2 separate regions of the Homo sapiens genome follow, and region 1 is linked to region 2. Evidence: read pairs that join two places in POLR2A ChIA-PET (ENCODE). Cell type or tissue: GM12878. All regions are shown on one strand. Each heading gives the region's core, and the rest is flanking DNA. Links, peaks and the distances in the headings are about the cores only.

Region 1 (11,524 bases), core at 1,230-9,229, 150 kb after region 2:
TTTTTGTTTATCACTTGCCTTTTCACAATCATGGACAGCCGCAGACCTTCCTAAATTAAGGATTGATGCCTACACAGCATGACCTACACCTGAAAATCTATTAACAATTAACAGCCAGTAAAAACAGACAACCCAAAGATCCAGAGGCTGCCAGCTTCATGGGAGGTGAGGGCCAATTTACAGTGCTGATGATGTGCACAGGACTTAATATAGTAATGCCTGTTCAACAGTATCTGGAACTCTACACTGGTCATAGAAACAGTGAGTGAGTTTGTTTGTTTAAGGAGAAACACTGTTCAATGCACACAATAATTTCCAAAAGTAAACTAAGACATGTAAGTGAGAAGGACAGTGTCATTCCTGCTTGTTTCATTATAGAGCAATTAGACCAAGGCTGGAGACCCTCACTAAAAGGCACTCCATTAAATGTGTTCTGCCAAGAGGACTCCTGTCCAACAGAAACCTTACTCCTGCACGGGAATGGTACCTCCAGTGGAGGATAGCATCTGCCCAAATGCACAGCTTACAAAATGAAAGAAAATTTGACACAACAAGCAGAAGGATTGGAGTAGCATCAATGGAGTCATTTTATTATTTTTTCCCAGATCGAGACAAGGTGTAAGTTATGACAATCATAGCCAAGATTCTGGAGGGGAGCAGTTCTTAAGGCTATGAATGTAATGGGGATTGGGAAGAAAAAGTGGGGACCCTCACTCTTTTCTCAAGCCAATCCATCTTTTATCTGTCATCGGGTGGAGATCACCCTGCCCTTTTGGTTTTTGCTAGCGAAAAGTAGTTGGTCATCATTGCTCGGGAATATAACCCTTTATCTGGGAGATAGCAGAAGTAGTGAAGGGAGGGAGAGAGGATGTGAGCATAGTGGGCATCATGCAAGAGATGCTTTCTCCCCATTTCCCACCACAGAGAACACTTGTAAAGACAACCAGCAATTATGGTCCTCTCCAATAAGCTAGGCCTTCTGAGCATCTCTGTTACTGGAAAGGTAGTGCTTTGATGTGCAACCCTATTTCCCAATCGACTTATCTCTGCAATCAGTTTCTTTGGAATGTTGAACTAGATGTCAAACACACCAGGCTGAATTGGAGAGTATTTAAACCCATACGCTTGGATGGCATTAAAATGAGCCCTGGCAATCAAACGGAGGCAAGAGAATTTGAGAGACAGCAAACACAAATCCTGCCACATGAGTATGTCTGGCGTGGTACCGCATGCCCGATGTGATAACGAATACCTAATGTGCTGACACAGTCGTGGCTGCTCTGCCTTTGATTCACCTCAGTTATGGCAGACTCAGCCTTGTTAGATAAAAGGGCTGCACTTCTTCTTTGCACCATTCACTGGCCCGTGGAAATGGACTGTTCTCACAAACTGCTAATTCTGAAAGCCTTTAGTGGATGCAGCCGGGGAAGGAAAAAAAAAAAAAAAAAACATACAGTTTAAAGGCATGCTCTGAATTTGCTAATAGGCATGCATGGTCCTTTTGGAACCAAAATAGAATTTTTGATGAAGTACCTTGTGGCAAATCTGAAATATTAGCCTGGGGGCCCCAACAAGACATAATTCACTCCACTGGTGAGAACAAATCTCATTTCCACATCCATTCCTCTAAACTCATTACTGACCCCGGGGGAAAATTCTAGCCTGGAGCAAGTTTTAATAAAGACACTGGTGGAGCCGTTGCTATAGTAGTAAACGCAATAATGAACAACAAGACTCTTGGTGGCAATGGACCCCTGGACCTGTGGAGACCCTGGAAGGCAGCTTCTGAAGGGCTTAACACTCCACCCACAGCAGAGCATAGAGTCCAGAAAAGACTTCATTACTTTATGTGATAATTTGTCACATAAGACTCACTCTGGCTTAAACGGCCTGATTGTCAGCTTGCCTTCAAATGAACAATGGCTAAGAATAATTTATTTTAAATTAATTTCAATTGCAAAAAAAAAAAAAGAAAAAAGTAGATGCAGTTGGGAAATTAATGACTTTGGGGTCAGAAAGACCTAGATTCAAATTTCAGATCCAGGACAAATCTTATAACCTCCTCAGGGCTTAATCTCTCCCACTAGAAGTAGTCTCTTAGCTAAGTACAAGTTATCTGTGGGCATGGCCTCTGCCTTTATTTTTTCCTGTTTTATCCCCAAATGCTTTGTCATGTAATTGACGCTCAGCAGGTACTGTTAAGTAGATCCACTTTAAAGGATTATTAGGAAGACTAAGAAAGTGAACATATGTAAAACCTTTGGCACCTTGCTTGGCACAAGATAGCTCCACAATGAATTCCGAGCAAATTAACTGCTAGTGTAAGACCACTGGTGGAAAGGCCAGAAGAAGAGCTTAGAGTGGAAAATCCAAACAAATGAAGAAGTTTGACAATTATTTGGTTCTGGTAGGAAGGGACCAGACTCAAGGAGTTGAAGGAAGTGTTCCATAGAAGGACATGGCAGGAAGGGGTGCAGGGCACCTTGAAAATGCCAGTGGGTACTTCGGAAGAGCCATAAGCCAGTTATAACAGGTGGGAGGTCATGCTTGCTAATCAATCCTCAGCTTTAACAAGAAGATTGAAAAGTTTCCCTGGGTTTCCAGAGTGGATCTATATCTAGGCAGGTACAGTCGAATACAAAACCGAAGCTTGTGGCTAGGGAACATACATACTGAGCCATTCCCCTATGGACAGTCACTTTCCTGCCGCACACAAACATGCCCTTTTACCTCACACAACTTGAAGTCACCACATCAAAGGTTCCAATGTTGCTTCCTCATTCAGGACAAAGAAAAGCTCTCAGGAGGGAAGTGCAAATGTATCTGGAGGCACACCCTGTCCTGACTTGTTAAGGTAGGTATTCTCCTTACTTCCCACCGCATCCTAACACAGCCCTTCCGTTTCAGTCTGGCCAACCTGTTCCCTACATCCTCTGTGACCACAGGATGACTTCCTTATTCCCATGTGTCTGCTCTTTGACCAAAACTACACATTCTTTAAGTCTGAAATAATCTATACAACCTTTCCATTCATTAAGAGAGAGAAAATGAGAGCAACCTGGTGCAATGGGATCATTCTCCATCTCCTCTCAGTCTTTACCACACTGTTTCATTTACTTCTACATAATATGAGAATTTTCTCTAAGTGTTTATAACAGACATCTTGTTTCCTCAAACAAAACATTACTTCTCCAAGCAGGAACTCCTTGTTGCATATTTTTCCATGAACACCAGGCTGGTTATTCACCCAAATGATCCAGCAAATACCAATCAAATAAAGGTTGAAAGGAAGTCAGCTGATACCTGCTTCACATCACATGGACAGGGGCAAACAGAGTTTGTGTGATTCTCGGGAACTTTCTGCAAATATTTTTAGTAAATATTATACAAAAAGTAATCAAAAGGAATACCAACTGCACTGTACAAACTTACATATAAACTTATACAGTCATAATGACACTCCATAATGGCATTTTGGCCAATGGTGGACTGCATATATGACCATAATCCCATAAGACTGTAATGGAACATATATAGAAACCTGATACATGGTCCTTCATATTGGCATTGCAGATCAAGTAGCGAAAATGACTTATATTCCGTAATGGTGCTGGGACATTTAGTTTTCCATATGAAAAATGTATATAAATAAAAAAATACATACCATCTAGGTTTGTATAAGTACATTCTACGATGTTCGACCAACAATGAAAACGCATTTCTCAGAACATATCCTGTCAATAATGGAAGCATGACTGTCATCAAACATACACAACATGCACAAATACATTCACACACCATTTAGCCCTTTTCACAGGCAAGATTCCTAAGCAGCCTCTGATTTAACTTCTGGCTGTAATCAACTTTTGTGAGCTGAGGCTGCCCATAACCAGCAAAGCCACTTGAGAAAGAGTCTACAGTCTCTGTAAGAGGATCAGGGCTGACCCACTCCAGCCACTAGGGCTGACTCTCTGGACTACCTGCTGCTCCAGATGACTGCTCCAAATCTATTCCCCTCTACACTGTCCTTCCTCTCAGTAGGTCCCTCAGTCTGGCCCCTCAGCCTAGCCATTCCCCTATGGAGAGTCACTTTCCTGCCACACACAAACATGCCTTTTTACCTCACACAACTTGAAGTCACCACATGAAAGGTTCCAATGCAGCTTCCTCATTCAGGACAGAGCAAAGAAGGAGTTGTTATCGGCCCTTTAATGAGGAACTGATCATGCTTCCCTGACAAAGACAGATAATGACAAAACCCAAAAAAGCAGTCCATCTGCTCTCTGATTGCTGGGATTAGAATGTGGGTGAGCGAGGAGACAGGGACAAAGAGTTTGTTGCTGTAAAGAACAGAATGGAGAATCCAGAGAGCTCTCCTCATCACTCCAGAATCATCAACTGTTCACTTCTCATTTCATATTAACTGTGAAATACATCTAACAGAGTGCTAGATAAGCCATCCATGTTAATAAGTCAACATTTCCAGGCATCCGAATTGTGGGAAAACAGAGAAAGTAACATAAAAAATAAAAAAACATTTATACATATAAAGCAGGGAAAGGAATTCTAGCTCAGATGGTTTCCCACACTGAGCAAACGGATACATGATTATCACAAAGTTGAAAGAAGGAAGTCTTGGGCATATGTTATATCTAAAGTCAAAGCAGGGGTGCAGATAGTAAAGCAGGAAAGAACAATTAGGGAATTAATTAAATAAAGCTCTGTTTATACTTCTATTGTCAGTGCTAATTATTTGTGGGTTTGAAGTAAGCTCCCCTGTCTTCATTAGTGGTTGTCAGTGAATGATAACATACTTAGATTTCCACACGTCCTCGTTGTTTCCAAGGATTGTATTTGCAGCGTCAGCTCACATTTTCACATGATGACAGTAATAATCAAGAAACTCATACTCACTAAAGCCAACTTTGCTTTTTTTTTTGTCTTAAATAAGAGGTATGTTACTGTTACTGTTTCCTTGCTCCACACTTTAGCCTCTGTCTAGTTGTTGGTATATCAAGGTAACAGCTCTTCAACTTTGAAGAAGACATGATGGTTAGGTTCTTTGGAACAGGATGAGTTAGCAAGAGTTCCCTCCACGTAGCATTTGCAGACCACCAAATCCATTCCCATCCTGTGTCCGTCCCATGTCCCTGCTCAGGCCTTCCTGATGCAAGCAAGTGCCTCTAGGCAGGAGATCTGTTTGCAAATCTGTAGGAAGCCTTACAATGAGGAATTGGTGACAGAATCCACTTGCTCATGCCTGTGATCATTAACTTTTCCTTTAATAAAAGAGTAGCAGCTATTCTTTTCTGTTGATTTCTTACAGCTGCCCTCAGAGTTACACTCAGAGAACAGCATGTGTTTGAACTTCTGCAATCCTGTAGGAGTTATGAGGATCTAGCTGGTAGGAGAAGGGGTGGGAGTGGTGGGAGCAAAGACTGGGAGGAGAGAAAATAAATGTCATCAGCGGTAGTGCCTTAGGAACACACCTAGAGAGAGAAACCAGGTTTCTAAAAAGCAAATAAATTAGGGGGCTAGGCACAGTACTTTTGACAACTGAGAAAAAGTGTGTAAAAGGGAAGGAGGGATGGAAGAGAAGAGACAGCAGAGAGACCAAAAATCACAGTGTATGAGAAATCTGACACTGCTCTTTTTTTTTAGCCAGTAACTCAGATAATCTAATCAAACCCATCTTCCTTTAAAGCTAGAGCTGGAGAAACTGACATTTTGTTTCTTTTGAAGATTTTTTTCCTTAAATGGAAAGTTTTCTGTGGTACATCTTATTTTAGAATCTCTATCTTCTCCCCCTCTCTTTTTTTAAAAAAAAATTAGAACTATTGGCTAATTTGTGATTTTGTTATTTCTAGGCACACTTAGATTGGCCTTCACAGTCAGATGCTAATGGAGTTGATTCCATTGGCAGAGGGATGGATCCACTTACCCATATCACCCTGAGCAGTACATAAAGATGAACTTCTCAGGGAGAGGCAAGGGGGGCAGGGATGGCAGAGGACAACATCTTCTAAGTATAGAAATAGATAAAATGACAAGAAGACTAGAGTTGCCATCTGCTGGAGGATGAAAAGAATGACATTTGACACTATTTGCAACAGCAAAGCTAAACTCATTAGTAAAAATAATAAATCTCCATGTACTGTGTACTGCCAGTTAAATGATACAAAATTATAGCAGTGTGTTATTATTTCAGCATGGCAGTTTTTGGATAATGTAGAAAATATATAGAGGTAGTAAAACAATAGCATCCACTTTCCCTAATTTGTACTCTACCTACTCTTAGAAGGGCTTACAAATACTGCTTTATTCCCTTTCAAATGCCAGCAAGTTCCCTCAATATGTATTTCTCACTTTCACCACTGCGACTTTGAAAATGATGATGGGGTTTCTTCTATGAGTATGCCTAGTCATTGCTTCCAGATTTTCTTTCTGCTTATGTAACATGACCAAATGCATGAAGCTCACTAAGGTTCAATAAAAAGACCGCTGGACGGAGAATCACAAGGGTGGGGTTGATAATCTGTTTGCCCACCAGCTACCAATGTAACCATAAACCAATCACTTTACTACTCTGGGTCCTGGCATTTTAAGCTGTAAAATGATAAATGCTAGGGAGGATGGGCTGCAGAATCTCAGTGATCTCTAAGGTCCTTTTTAGCTCTCAAATTTTGCAAATCTATAAGCATTCCAAACTCATGTAGCACTTATAACATGAATATTCAAGCTAAATTCTCATCATGGCTTCTACTGAATGCAGCAAAACTGTATCTAATGGCCTGATTAATCAGCCATAACCATCTTCTTTGCCAGTGAAGGGAAAAAATGTTTTCCCCCTTCTCATATTGTAGAGAAAGAGGCAGTTATTTAAACAAGATTTCTCTGATGCTGCTTTTGTTATGGTGAGTGACATAACAAAGTTCTCTGATCAGGAAAAATACAAAACAAAAAACAGCTTTAAGAACCACAGATTTAGAATGGCAAGTAGATTTACCTCTACTTTAGAATGGCAAGTAGTTTTGCCTCCAAGACCAAAAGTGGAGACTAAGGTTAAAGGATTCACCTATACTTGAATGTCTGGTTTGGTGCCAAAATGGATTAGATCATTTAATTGCCAAATACTTCCTTACCTGAAAGAAACTCATCATCCTTCTTTCCATAGCTATAAATCCTGCAAATCTACAGTATCCAAGTCAGGTATCTCCTCCTCTCTAATCAATTCTTCTCCCCTTCAGCCTAGAGTGATTCTTCCCTCTTCTAGAAACACTAGTGTTCAATGTCTGAAAAACCTCACTTGGCAAGTGACATAGTCTTTCATTCATTTATTCATTTGACATATATTTAATGAACATATTTTTAATGCCTTGCATTCTTCTAGGTGGGACAGAAGCATTGAAACCCCTGTTCTCATGAAGCTTATATTTTAGTGGGGAAGAGAGAGAAATATACATACATAGGAACATAATATCCAGTAGTAATATGTGCCATGGCAGAACATGAAAGCAGGTGCTATGATAATGATCTGATGCCTTCTTTAGATGGAGTGGTCAGGGAAGAGTTCTCTGAGGCAGTGATTCTAAATTGAAACTTGAGTGACGAAAAGGAGATGGCTATGCAAAGATGGGAGGAAGGGCATTCATAAAACAGATCCCGCATGGGGGAGATCAAAGGAAAGAGTGTGTCTGGAATAAAACCAATAAGAGACATAGTAACAGCAAGATGAGGGGAGGGAGGTGGTCAAGGTCCAGATGATTTGGAGTCTCAAGGTCACGCCAAAAAAGGAGTATTTTATTCCAAGCATTCTGGGAAATCACTTGAAGCTAAGAATTTAGTTCTCTTTTCATGTAAATCAGTCTCCCCCACATCCAAGAATTAACATCTCACCTTTTAAACATTTCTCACAATTCCTAGGTCCTCCAAACCTTTTTACATGAAAGGCTTTTTAATAAATAGCTGCTGGCTGATTGTGTTGTACATGAAATCTTTAAGTTAGTTAATAGTTTAAGTAGGGGCTTAACCCCGAGACGATCAGAGGTCATGATGATTGCAGCCCTCGACCTCAAATCCACAGGAAAGCTGAAGAAATGAGCTCAGCATGGAAGCAGAATGTCCTGACTTCGCCTATGACTTGACTCTGAGAGTCGTGAAAGTGCCTCACACTGCGAGCAGCGGCCCACGAGGATCCAAGAGAGCCCCTTTGTCGACCCCCTTCAAAGCAAAGCAAATCACCTAACTTTGGAGAGGTTCTGACAGTCTTCATATTCATGTGTCACTTAGCTTTAATTGAAACTTTAGAACAGGTAAATTTGTAACAATTCATATTTTTCATGCTCAAAAGAGTGTCTTTGTGTAAAACAGCAGCCTGAATAATGGGGGGTAGGGGGAGGATTAATTCAGAGAGGTTATTTGTTTTTTTCTCTCTTGATGCAAGCCCCATTTTTACATGCTTTTCTTTTGACTGAAGGGCAATCTTTAATTGCAGCTTTAAGGGAAGCTTAAAGAGGTCATTAAACATTATGAAAACTGAAATACCACTAATGTTAGCTGAGAGTAACCTGACTTGTTTTTTCATACTGAACTCTAGAAAAGGCAAATTCCTTGTAAAGAGTTAGGGTGGAATATCCTGCTCCACCCACCCCTAGTGGTCTAGGAGTCCTGTAAGCTATGATGGGAGGAATTTGTGGCTTGAAACCCAGGCAGATGCTAGAAACTTTTAAATCCTGATATTCATGGTGCTAAAAATACATATGGATTCACTAATAGAAAAAGAAGGAGGAGGAGGAGGAGGAGAAAAAGAAAGAAAAGAAGAAACACAAAGAACGTGATTAAGAAAATGAGAGGATGAAAGTACAGAGAGAAAGAGAAGAGGAGCTGGCAAGAGAGAAGGTCAATAAGAAACCACAGATGCTGCATAGAGGCAGAGATCATAACCTTCCAAGCATCTAGGACAGTGCCTGACACACAACAGATGCTTAAAACGTTGGGGGAGGGAGGAAAATACATGGGAAAATAAAAGAGGAGTTGTATTTGTGAGACAGCAGGCAAGCAAGGAGGAAAGAGAGAAGAGGAAAAGCTAGAAATGAAGGGGAAGAAAGAAAGGAGATCTTGGCGATGATTCTCACATCTGGATGCATATCAGAACCACCTAGGGAGACCGCCTCAAAACGCAGATTCCCAGGCCTGTTCGGAGCCCTATTACATCAGAAGCTTGGAGTTCTAACCCGTGTCTAACAAGTCAAAACCAAAAGCTCTCGCCAGCGGCTGCTATGTGCTGTGATTTGGGAACCCCACTGAGCTACACGAAAAGCAGAAGAGAAGAAAGGTGCGACCAGTGTGCAGTGACAGAGCCGGTGCCAGCACTGACCCTGGTCACTCCTCAGAGACAGGGCACCTGGGGGACCACGACAGGGCACGCACTTCTCTTCAAGAATATGGCTCATCTTCAAGAACTAGAGTTCCTCTCCGGTTAATACCCGTTCTCCCTTTTGCCTGTTCCCAAATTACATACCCTTCAGTGATGCCTGGAATGGCAAGGGGTGGGCTACAAAGGGAACTGCATGGGAAGGCGGCGTTCTCTTTTGCCCATGGCACAGGTTAGGGAAACAGCCTCGCCTGGCCCGAAACGTCTTGGATGCCGAGGCAGCCCCTGGTTGATTTTGGAGTATGGCCCCCGAGTGGCACCGAGTGAGAAGACAATCTCTCTCACATGCTGAGTGAGGAACCAGCAAAAGCGACTGGGTTTTGGATAATGGACAAGGCGACACTGGCACCCATCTCCCCACACACGCGTTTCCGATCGTCCTGACAACACACGCGGCGGCTGGGCTGCGGCCGGGGCAGCGCATCTGCGCCGGGGCCAGGCTGGCGCTTGGGGCCCCGCGGCCTCCGCCGCCGCGCGCCGTCCCGGAGCTGCAAGGGCCCGGGGGCTGCAGGCAGCCCCGCGGGGAGCGTAGCCGCCCAAGCAAGGGAACAATTGCCTCTCGGGATTAAGTCTACGTGGGCCCGAATTGTGTGTTACTATGACAATGGTAAATAGGTTCACTGGCTTTCAGGGAAGTGGCTCCGTGCAGAGTGAGCTGAGGAAGGCACAATTTCTCTCCAGTTCAGCACATCTACACCCATTCATGGGTCTGTTTTCACGCTACATAAAATGAGGGGCTTAGGGAAGACACTGTATTACCTAGTTTTAATCACTGGGCATTTTATTGACAGTGACGTATATTGAGTTTGCTTTAGTGGCTCCAACTAATAAAAGCCTGGTAGTAGACTAGAAAGAAGAAAGTTAAGCATGCTTATCAGATGGTAATTAATTTGCTCTCTAGAAAGAAAAAAAGTGAGCTAAATGTTTTGATAAAGTAGTTCTATGAAATTCTACACATACCAGGAATGTCTCAAACCTCATCTTAAAAAATACACCCACATTTAAAATGATGTTTTGTTCTGTTGTTGCTTCCTCAGCAGGAGGAATAACCACTCTACCCTGAAACCTAATACACCTTTTTAAAATAAATAAATAAATAAATAAATAAAATACAGAGAATCTTCAGAAGGGCTATAGCTTTTCCTAGAGTATAGATTACCTACCATGCCAGAGCCAGCCTCGCAAAACATGTTAGCAGAAATAAGGTATTGATTAAACATAGTCACAGTAAAAACTCAATTTACATTAACATTTCCCATTACTGGTGATTTAGCATTTCTCATTCATCAGAGCCCACAAGTACATGCGTGCATGCATTCACAAAAACGAAACCTTGCCACAACTAACTGGTTGTAGCATATACAGACTTTTTTGATATATCAGAAAAGACAGATTGTTTAAGCCCACCATGGTAGGCTTTTAAAAAAAAGATTTATTCCACAATTTTCCTGGTTGTAGTTCATTTGCATACATTTTATGAATTCATACACCACAAATTATTTTAAAATATGCTGTTCAATAAAGAAATAACAGATTCAAGACAAATCACTAGCTCTAACCTACTTCTTTCACTTCATCTCAATGCGTACTTCCCCCAGCATCTGTACTCCGTTCAATATACACTGTACTGGGAGTGTTTCTGTTCCTACCAGTTAGACTTCGTCCAGAACATCCTCACCACCAGTCAAGCCTGGATCTTAATACCCTTTTCCTAGTGCCATCTCCCTACGATAGAAAATCTCTAAACCCTCCCAATGAAACCTCCAAAGCCTCTCCAATTTCCTTTTTTTTTCCAGGAGGCCTTTCTATTATAATCTATACACTAAATATTTACTTGAGGGTTTATCAAGTTCTTCCATGTTATATCCATAATTAACTTTTCTTATATCATTTCTTTCAGTCATTTTTACAGGTGGGCATGTCAGAGAACCTATCATGTCAAAAAAGTTATATCCAAATATCTGTGCCATCTAGCATATTTTAAAAACTTTAGTAAATATTTGATTATGTGAATAAACATTAATATTGGCACACTATGGTGGACTGATTTGCTTAACTGAATAGAGTTATTCTTCTTCTCTGTCCCCACTT
Region 2 (11,524 bases), core at 1,595-9,594:
TTTACCGTGCACCAAACACTTTTAAGTTCCTGACTGAATTATCTAATTAGTTCCCTTAACAACAACCCTATGAAGCAGGTACTATTATTATCACCATTTTACAAACGAGGAACTTGGGAATGGGGTGTTAAGTCAATGTATACAATACCCCAAAGAAATGAGAACAGACATATTTGTACCACGACTCCTCTGCCATTAGACACTTAAACATGATTTGAGTATAAGGAAGCACAAAATAATAGAGATTACTTTCACAGCTAAACTTCTCTCTTGCACTAATTTAGCCACCAGAGTTACTGTCATTCTTGCAGGTTTCTGGCATATAATTTGGCATTTTACCTCAACCAAGGTATATTAGTAATGAAAAGGAATGTCCAGGTAACCAAATGTGGCTCAGTTTTCAACTAATTAGTAGCTTGGATGGACATTGCATTTTGCAAAACTCAGAAGTGGCTCAAAAGATGCTTAGGTTTAGAGCTAGAAAATACATTTCACTCACCTGTTCACCCACCTGAACGTAAATGAATTCCTTGGTGTGGGATTCCTAGGAGTCATTTATTTATCGCAACTATCTTATTAAAGTGCTTTCCTACACATTTATTTCTCTAGGTATAAAAGCCATGTCAGGGAAAAATAGAGGGTCCTTTTAGACACATTTGGCAAATGAGAAAACTAGCATATAGAGGTGATAAGTGAATGGCTTGCTGTCATGTGATAATTAGCGTAAAAGCTTGCAAAGGGAAGCTCAGACTTCTACCTCCAATCAACAGAGCATCCTAATTTTAGGTAGGAAAGGTTCTGAATTATTAAAGACATCTCACATAAGCCCTGGATTGAAAATTCAAGATGCCAATTTAAGATTACAAAATTTTACATCAATAGGTTCAGGTCGCACAATAGGCCTAGTTTTCTCACAAGCAACGATACTTACATCTCATAGACTGGGGCAAGTCTGCAAACTTACCAGTCCTACTCCATGATGAGATAAACATAGGAATTGGGTGTAAAGATTTGGAAACTCTTACAGGAATATTAGACACTAATTTCATGTCTGTTAAATCTAATTTTTAAAATTGGGGCTTTTATTTTATAGGTCTGAAAAAAATACCATTCATCTAGATTTTATAATAAATTTTAAAATTATCTTTTTTTACATTTTAAAAATAAAACACTGTGCCTTCTCACCTCTGGTAGATGAAAAGCATTGAGTTAGAGCTCTTTGTCCAATTCCATGTAGGAAAATGCATAAAATTTTTCATTTTGTCAACTTTTAAAACTTTAATTTGTGGGAAAAATAAATTATAAATTATATTAACATGCAAATAATGGGTAAGGTTTACATTTTATTTTTTATTGGGCATATGATCAATTAAATTAGAAAACTGCTGGTCTAGAAAATTATGTAAGGAAAAGTAGTGAAAATGTTACATCTATTTCTAAAACCATATAGAAGTAAAAGGAAGGGTTAGTAAAATAAGTCTAGATATCTTCCTTAAGTGCTACTTACATACATTCATAATGTTGTATATGGAACCAAGCTTTCTCCAAAGTTGACAAAAGAATGAAATTATTCAAGCTTTGCATCTGAAAGTGGCCACTTAAATTATTTAAATGACCTTTCCAATGTGGACTCCAATTTCCTATCACAATATCTGTGATTAAAATGTTTTCAATAAATCAGTTTTGTATAATAATTAGAGGACATCCCTTTCTAGTGACTAAGTTACATTTTAGTTATCTACAGATGAGAATTTACCTTTTTTTAGGGCAGTACATTTCAGCTTTGTAGATATCTTTTAGAAAGCTTTCCTCCATATCTGCCTATTTATAGTTTCCACCTGTTGATCCAAGAGCCCTACAAAAATAAGCAGAGCTAAGTGTAACCCATCTTATATATAAAAGCCCTCTAAAAACTTGAAAGCAGCCATTAGGTCTTTCCTTTGTCTTCACTTCATCATGCTATACATCCCATTCCTTTAACTGTTCCCCATAGGGTTTGTCAACCTTGGAATTATTGACATTTTAGGTCAGATGATTCTCTGTTGCTGGAGGCTGTCCTGCGCACTATAGGATATTTAGCAGCACCCTAGTCTTTACCCACTAGACACCAGTAGCATCTCTTCCTTTTCATCACCATGTCCGGCAGCCAAAAATGTCTCAGAACGTTGCCAAATGTCCCTAGACATTGCCAGCTGTCCCCCAAGGAGCTAAAATCTCTGATCGAGAACAACTGTTCCAAGATACTCTAAGAGTTGGTTATAATAAAATGGATCCTAATAATGATCAGAGGAAAAAAACTGTTAATAAATAAAAATTTAAAAATACTTATATGTGTTTTTACTTAGGAATATATGTAACCAAGAAGGTGAGAGATCTCTACAATGAGAACCACAAAATATTGATGAAAGAAATTATAGATGACACAAAAAAATTAAAAAAAAAACCCATGCTCATGGATTGGAAGAATCAATACTGTTATAATGGCCATACTGCCCAAAGCAATCTACAGATTCAATGTAATTCCTCTCACCAATGCCAGTTTTCACAGAATTAGAACAAAAATCCTAAAATTAATATGGTACTAAGAAAAAACCCAAATAGCCAAAGAAATGCTAAGCAAAAAGAACAAATCTGGAAGCATCACAGTATCACCTAATTACGTCAAATTATTACAAGGCTATAGTAACCAAAACAGCTTGATACTAGTATAAAGGAGACACATAGACCAATGAAACAGAATAAAGAACCCAGAAATAGAGCCAAATACCTACAATCAGTTGATCCTTAACAAAGCATACAAGAACATACCCTGGAGAAAGAACACTCTATTCAACAAATAGTGCTGGGAAAATAACTGGATAGCCACATGGAAAAGAATCTGTCACCGTTTACAAAAATTAACTCAAGATGTGTTAAAGACTTAAGTTTAAGACCTGAAACTGTAAAAATTCTAGGAGAAAACCTATGAAAAACTCTTCTGGTCATTGGCCTAGGCAAAGAATTTATGACTAAGACCCCAAAAGAAAATGTAACAAAAACGAAAAGAAATAAATGGGACTTAAACTAAAAAGCTTCCGCACAGCAAAAGAAATAATCAACAGATAAAAAGACCACCTATAGAATGGGAGAAAATATTTGCAAATTATGCCGCCACCAAAGGACTAGTATCCAGAATCTACAAGGACAGATCAGCGAGAAAATAAACCAATAACAAATAATCCCATTTAAAATGTGGGCAAATGACATACACAGACATTTTTCAAAGAAGATATACAAATGGGCAATAAACATATAAAAAATGCTCAATGTCACTAATCATCTGGAAAATGCTAATTAAAACTATAGTGAGACACCACCTTACCCCAGCCAGAATGGTCATTATTAAAAAGTCAAAAAACCACAGGTCTTGGGGCAGATGCAGTCAAAGGGAATGCTTATACACTGTTGATGAGAAAGTAAATTAGTACGACCTCTAAGGAAAATAGTATGGAGATTTCTCAAAGACCTAAAAGTAGATCTACTATTCAATCCAGCAATCCCACTACTGGATATCTACCCAAAGGGGGGTAAAAAGTCCTTATATCAAAAAATACCTGCATGTGTATGTTTATCACAGCACAATTCACAATTGCAAAGATATGGAATTAACCTAAGTGCCCATGAACTGATGAGTGAATAAAGAAAATGTGAGATACACACACACACACACACACACACACACACACACATTCACACCATGGAATACTACTCAGCCATAAGAAAGAATAAAATAATGTCTTTTGCAGAAACTTGGGTGGACCTGGAGGGCATTATCCTAGATAAAGTGATGCAGAAGCAGAAAATCAAATACCACATGTTCTCATTTATAAATGGGAGCTGAGCTATGGGGATGCAAAGGCATATAGAGTAGTATAACGAATGGAGACTCAGAATGGGAAAGGATGGGTGGGAGGTGAGGGATGAAAAATTACCTAGTGGGTACAATGTACACTATTCTGGAGATAGGTACACTAAAAGCCCAGATTTTGCCGCTACATAATTCATCCTTATAATGAAAAATGACTTGTACCCATAAATCTATTGATTTTTTTAAAGAAAATATTTCCCAAATTAAAATTTATTTCTATTTACCAGGAACAGACTAGAAAGCAATCAGTTAGTATTGACTGTTATTACAACCACTTAAGATAATCAGAATCAAAAACAAGTGTTCATTTTTCAAAGCCTGTTTTTCTCCTACGTAGTATGCTTCTGTGTATGTATGTGTGCGTGTGTATGTGTACCACATAGGTACAAATGTATTCTATTCCTTATCAGTGCCACCACATCTGCACATTCCTGTTCTGAAATCTCCATACTGAGACTGATTATCTATAAACTCTAGGCCAGTCATTTTACAAATCCAACCCAATATACTCTAAATAGTAATTATTCTACCAAAACAAAGAACTTCTGTTATGCATGAGAAATGCATGATTTTTGCTTTTTTGCCTGGTAGTAAAAGGCCTCTTTACTCTAAAATTAACAGATAATCATCTCTCTCCTATGAATCCTGATAACATGGCCACTGCTATCAAGCAATTTTCTTCTTCAACAGGCACAAGTCATAAGTCCACCCTCTGAAACTAAGCAGGTGAACAACATGTAATTAGCTGTATTTCATCCTTGGAGGGCATTCTATTTTTCATTCCATGATGCCCCCTTCATTCCCAAAGAGACTGCTCCTTATGTCTGAGGCCAGAAAGCAAGAGAGGGGAGGAGCATTGTGGTGTTGTCAGTAAACCCGTCTGTGAGCTTGCCTGCCTGGTTGTCGTCTGAGTTTCACTTCTTATAAATAGAAAAAATGTAAAGAACTGAGCCAAGGGAGAAAATACATTTAATAATTCTTAAACCCCTCAATACACATAAATAATTTAGTTGTAAAACAATTGCCTGGGAAAAATGCTTTTTTTGCTTCTTGATGCTATGTTACTTCTGTCACTTTGTTTTCTGAGAATTGACTGATTGTCAAACACTGAGTTAAAGTCCAGTTTCCTACAACTAGTGTATCAAATTATTTTTCCACCTTTTCCCCTGGAGAAGTAAGTTGAAAAAGAGAAAATTTGGCAGTTACGTGAAGCTCATCTGCCATTTGGGTCTTAAGGAGTGTGCAAAATATGTTTTCAACAAAATCTGTCCTAATTGACATGAACATGAGAGAGTGTCCCCGAGAGCCAAAAAGCTCCAGCCCGACTTCTCAGATATCTCTACACATTTGTTTTGCCTCCTTGGGGGTGAATCAGACATCATCTGTGGTCATGGGTTCAGCTAATTAAAGGACATAGGTGCTATTCTCAAGAATGACATTTAGCTCAGTTCTCTCAAGGCAAGTAATGTAAAAAAATAAAGAGATAAGTGACAATTGACATATCCTCAGTGCCAGGAGATCTGGTGACTGGGTGAACCTTGAGAAGGGCACACAAGGGCAAATCCATCTGTGCCCTAACATTATTGCTCTAGTCGATAGGAACATGACCCCAGATTGCCAGAATTGATTTTTTTTTTAAGAAAAGCACAAGCCATTATTTTTTTCTTTTAGAATATGCTAAATGTTTAACTATTTGTAATAAATTCTGTTTTTTCTTTCCCCTTCATTCCATATGTGGCAATATTCTGTGTACTGTAATCATTTCCTCAACAGGCCTTATATGATACACAGACTGGCAGTTTGAGACCTCTCTAGGAAGATTTGACTGTTAGTAAATTAGAACATTATTTTATGATTAAGGCAGCTCTTCAAATGCATATGTGAACAAAGTCATCATGTCAAAGAATAGTAGACCCTGAAATAAGTCCCAAAACACCTAATCTCCCACCTCCACTTCACATGATTTCATAGGTGTTTGGTGACAGAATAGCAGATTTCCTGATGCCCACACAAGGGATATTTATATCTCATCACTTGACCTCATATTTGTAGTTGAGAGCTCCAGTCCTTTACTTATCAAAATAAGTAAATAAATAAATGTCCATTACTCTTTTCTTAATAAATTAAAAATATCTTTATGAGCTCCTTATTTTGCACCACCTCTCAACTTCTTTGTTAAATCAGCAGTTATTAGCACATGTGTATTACATGGACCAACAGATTTACCCTCAAAAATAAAGGGGAAAAAATGCCAAAATATAAAACCCAGTATGCTCTAATCCTTGTTAACTCAACATACAATGACACAATTTACACTTTCCAGTGGAGGGATACTGTTGGCCACTTCATCATTGGCACACGTACTTATTATTAACACCGAAGAATGTGTGAATGAGATCGTTAAGTTATTTGAAGAAACATTTATCATATTTTTTGGAAAAGGGTGCTGATGACTGTACAGCATCATCTCTAAAAATGGCAAACAGAAAAATTAACATGTTGAGTAAAAATCACCCAACTCACAGACACCTCATTTGCTTAGGTGTCTATATCTCTGAGATCTGGGCCTGTGAGATAATTTTTTTGGTCTTAAGAATGACTATTTTGCTAAGTCATCTTGGGTTTGACCTTCCGATGAATGGCAAACCATGTGCTCTTCAATTCTCCATCCCCAGGGAAGAATGCTACAAATAATCTCAATATTCAATTTCCTTGCTTTTGTCCTTGTATTCAAAAATTCTACCACGGTTTTATTTCTGTTTGCAAATTTAATTTCCTGTCAACACTTCCAAGTAGCTATCTAACCAGCCTGTCTTCTGTTGATATTTACCCTAATAACAGAGAATTCATGGCTCCACAGGAAATTTCAATAAAAAGCACCGAGGAAGGCCCTTTGGTTTGTCATTCAGTCATTATCTAGATAATAAAAAGACTTTGCATTTTATTGGTTTGATAGGAAATGGTTCAATTTATGGTAGGAAAATGTAGGTATGTAACAGTATAAGCTATGTTGGAATGGGAAGGCAATACTGAAATTTACCTCTTGCCTTCTAAACCAGGAACTGCCCAATTCTGGTTTTGTTGTTGCTGTTGTTGTTTTGGGGATGAGATGGGATATGGTGGGGGTGGATCCTCACACACAGGAGTAGGCTGTGGATATGGACACCCACCTCCATTCTCTCCTTAAACTCTTCTTTGCTGGCAGTGTAGCACCATGAGGAAGATCTTAAGGCTCAGGGCAAAGCAGCAAAATCTCCAGTGCCAACAAAAGCCAACCATGTCACTTGGTGTCTGCAGTCTGTTTGAATAGTGTTTCCACAAAAAATATGCTTTCTCATTCTTCTCTCAAAATATATGGTTCTTCTGATGTACCTTCTTATTTTTTACTGTTGTTAAAACATAGATTTTTAAAAATAGGTCTCTACCATTAAGAAACAAAAACTGTTTTGGTAAATGACAACTGCCTTGGCCTCAGCGTCAGGAAGCAAGAGTGAATTGTAAAGACTGCAGAGAACTGATCATCCAAGGGGCAGCTGTGCCTGCATTGAAGCTGTGTGTGGCTGGGCAGGAATGTAAGACAGATGGTTTTGGAAAGAGAAGCCAGGGATTCAAATGTTTATACATAAACTCTGATTTTTAATGTTAGCTCAAGTTTTAAAAAATCCTATGATGGCCAGAAACTACACAAAGACAAAAAACAAACACACATCTGTGAGCAGCCAGTCAGGGACCCCCAGGCTAGAAAAATTAAAGGCCCTTTACTGCAGCATCAAATCTATTCTCTAGAGATATTTTTGATCACTCAGGATGTACAAGCACCCATGATCGTAAGACTGAATATTTTTCTGTTGTTGGGGAGCAATAATGGAGATTGAGAAAGTTTAGTAAAATGTAAACTGACTGCTGAGCAAACTCAGGCATGCCAGAGTCTGGAGCTTTCACTGGTGAGGTGGGTTCCAATGAGTACAGCATTTATAACCTCTTCAAAATGTCCAGACTTTCATTTTAGCATGAATTGCTTAAGTGCCTGTATTTTATAAAACATATTACAGAGGTTGTATATTTTCATTTTAGGAAAATTAGAATATATAGGTAATGACCAAGTAGAAACTCTAAATCACCCATTATCTAGGCACACAAAGAAAATCGACATTTTAGAAAAAGCCCTTCATGATAGTTTTGTTTTCTTACAAATACTAGCTTTTATTTTGTATTCTGTTTCGTAACTCACTTTGCAACGTGCCAGCAGCTGAGGGCACCATAGCCTGACCCCTGTAGCCTTTGGCTCCTCTGTTCCTTCCACTTGGAATGATCTGGCTTCCAGCTCAATCGCTGAGGAGCCTGAGGCCTGGGGAGTCTGGGGTCATTATCACCAGTCCACACCGAATGCCCTTACTCTCATCAGAACTGACCTTCCCTAGCTTCAGATAAGGATGCAGGTGCTTCTTACCTTTAGTTGTTCTCAAATAGTACTGTCCTTAAATTCTCTTTTCTTAAACTGTAAGCAAAAGTTGTACATATTGACTTGGTGACTGTGTGATGCCTTTAAGGGGTCCAGCAGACAAGTGGGCACAGTAGGTACCTAATACATTTCACTGACAAGCTGAACGAGAAGGTGGGATGGGGCGAGGCAGACCTCATCCTCTCCTAGCCCTTTGACACGTGTAATGACAATAACTGGAGGCCTGTTCACTAAAATAATAAACCAGTGATACCCTCCCTGTTCTACGGGAGAATGTGTCAACCAGTCTCCTTCCTGCTTAGCCCACAAGCCTTGTTTAATTCTGTCTTGTGCTTGACTGGCCCTGCATAGGCTCCATCTCTCCCCACCCTAGATCAAGAAAAATGGGCCTTCTTGGGTCCCAGTCTTTTCTTGGGCATTCAACCCTCAACACAGTTCCTTCCTCCTCCAAGAGTTGTGGGAATCCAACCCCGTGAATGTACATGAAAATCTGGTACCTAATGGACACAAACTTTATTTCATTCAGTCAAAAGCTAAACTAAATTGGGAAAGCATCCTTCCTTTCAGGTAATTTAGTATTGCATGTTCAGAGTTTGCTTCCATGGCTCCAGCCTATGGGTGCCAAGATACCATCTTCCCACTATAATTGCTTCAGGTAGAATGTGCTGCAGGATTCAGAATGAGTAATGTGGCACCTTCTCCACGACCTCCCTCCAAGTCAGTCTTCACTGGGAGTAGGTTGACTGTAAGAGATTACCATTTATTCATCAGCCATGGCTAGATACATGCAGTCTGTGAAATATAGTCCTTTTGGTGCCACTGAGCTGCCAGGATCACCATAATCATCCTATCCCTAGGCTCTCATAGTAACTCTCTTGCCTTCCATTTGCCTCCCTGCAAGCCCCACCCTTATCTGCAGGTCCTCTAGACTTCTAGTTCTGCATATTTTCTAACCTTTTTTTTTTTTGAGATGGAGTCTCGCTCTGTCACCCAGGCTGGAGTGCAGTGGAGCAATCACTGCAACCTCTGCCTCCCAGATTCAAGTAATTTTCCCTGCCTCAGCCTCCCGAGTAGCTGGGATTACAGGCATGTGCCATGACACCCAGCTAATTTTTGTATTTTTAGTAGAGATGGGGTTTCGCCACATTGGCCAGGCTGGTCTTGAACTCCTGACCTCACATGATCCACTCACCTCGGCCTCCTAAACGCTGTGATTACAGGCATGGGCCACTACGCCCGGCCACCTTCTTTATGCATTTTTTTTTTAACAAACTTGAGGACAAAGGACCACTTTCCCGCCAACAGACAAACAAAAAACCTCTACTGTTACTCACCCTTCCTTTTTTATCCTTACATTATGGTATATCGAAGTAAATAAGCAATCAACATTTAAAAATTCCTCATAGTCTAGGACTGCAACAACTGGCTCCTATGAGGTCATATCCCATGGCCATATCCATGAGTTAAACTGGAAATTAGGTAAACCTTTGTTTTAATACCACTCTCCAGTGATAATTGCCTCTTCTTGGTTCCTTCCTCAGTCCCTGCTCCCTGGCTCCTGCCTCTAAACAGAATGAATCTCTCCAGATATTTTTAGTAGAGACTGTGCCTCCTTTACCTTTGGATCACTGGCTCCTACAGTAGGGTTAAAAACATACGCCATGCTTAATAACCATATATTGGATAATAAATAACAGGATAATAAATGAGTACAGCTTTTCTTCACAAACAAAGGTAAGAGTTCCAGTCTTTAAGATTTAGCAAACGCTACCTTATGAGAAGGAAGATATCTTATCGTGGAAGCACCCTGGCTTTCTCATGGATAAGAACAATCACCATCGTCTCTTGCCTGAATTCTTACAAAGGGCCCCCTACTCAGTCTTCCTGCTTCCGTTCTTCCAAAGATTTCTGACATGGGAGTCAGAATGACCTTTTAGAAATATAAATCATACTGTGCTTAAGGCCTCCATGGCTTCCCACTGCAATTAGGATAATATACCAACCCCCTATCATGGGCTGCTTGCAAGGACCTTTATGATCTGGCTCTGCACATCACTCCAAGTTATGTCCCACCTCATAGCCTTTCCACATGTTGTCTTCTGGGCTGGAAACCCCCCTCCACTCCAGTCTTGCATGGCTGCCTCCTCTCCCTTCAGGACTTTGCTTAAATGTCACTTGCTTAGAGAGACCCAACTGGAGTAGCTCATCTCAATGAAACTCTTCTCCCCTTTTTTATCTGTCTCCAGACACAGTTGCTTAGGTGCATGACTTTATCACTATTATTTCATGATTTTATCACAATCAGAAAATCTTTATTAATTGGTCTTCTTACTCCTATCTTCTGTATGCTTTCTCTATTCCTCAGGTTTCAAGAAGTAGGAAGCACATCCGTCTTGGACAGCATCTCCTCAGTATCCATACACACAGCCTAGCGCACAGTAGGTATTCAATGAATGTTTGGTAAATGAATGAATGAAGTAATACTGACAACTGCCCTTCTTTCTAACCTCATTGGCAAGTTCAGTCCAGTATAGAGCAAGACCCTGGCCAGGAGGAGAGCTGGGTGTAGGGGACACTGCTGTTTTCCGCAGGCTTACTCATGACATTTTTGGGACATAGAACAAAAATCCAAATTTGGAATTCAAATTTGGATGACTCTGATGCCTTGAAATTCTGTACTGGCATGTGAAGGCAGGGGGCCAGCTGACCTGTGGCTCCCAAATCCTTATCTGGCCCTTTATCTCCTTTCCATCCCCAGCCCTGTGTTGCCCTATAAGGGGGCAACTCCAACCTCTTCCCAACAGCTGCCCTTTGACCACTGCTTTGCCAAGAAGTATGTTCAACAGCAGCTCAATCTGCCTCAAGAGAAAGTGGTAGACAAAGTGGTAGGCAAGAGATCTAAGAAGGTCCCAGAATTAGATCTAGACTATTTGTCAGGGATTTCTGAGTAGTCTATGTCTAAATGGCACTGGATGTGGGCTCTGAATGAGCATGCTCCCTTGGCCCCAATGCTTCTCTCCCCCGCACGGGTAAAGGAATGCTGAAGGAGGGCTGGAGCAGAGTCCTCTGAATGAGAGAGGCTCAGTAGAGGAGCCACCCTTGCCCATGTCTTAGGGTTATATTGCTATTGCCCCATTCTAAAAAGTGGGACCTTT

What was found. Peaks named below come from ENCODE experiments on the same cell type or tissue, not always from the same donor. Only the 100,000 strongest peaks of a DNase experiment are listed, where the experiment ranks them.
Region 1: POLR2A ChIA-PET joins it to region 2 with 7 read pairs; 3 of 35 experiments call an interaction of 5 or more read pairs at or near these places.

Annotation. Positions count from the first base shown.
Region 1 is chr2:80,320,947-80,332,470 of GRCh38, reverse strand. The region is part of intron 7 of CTNNA2 (catenin alpha 2); the gene reads right to left. LOC107985904 (a long non-coding RNA gene) reads right to left here and starts at 9,830. Exons shown (of 2, transcript XR_001739570.1): 1 at 9,521-9,830; 2 at 1-5,438. RefSeq lists an enhancer at 1,897-2,399. In GM12878, for the core only: a CTCF peak has its summit at 6,072 (motif pointing left); a DNase peak (open chromatin) is centred at 5,980.
Region 2 is chr2:80,469,932-80,481,455 of GRCh38, reverse strand. The region is part of intron 9 of CTNNA2 (catenin alpha 2); the gene reads right to left. Among named protein-coding and RNA genes, the nearest start is that of LRRTM1, 170 kb to the right of the region's middle. In GM12878, for the core only: no CTCF peak of the experiment used is centred there; a DNase peak (open chromatin) is centred at 5,305; H3K27ac peaks cover 711 bases.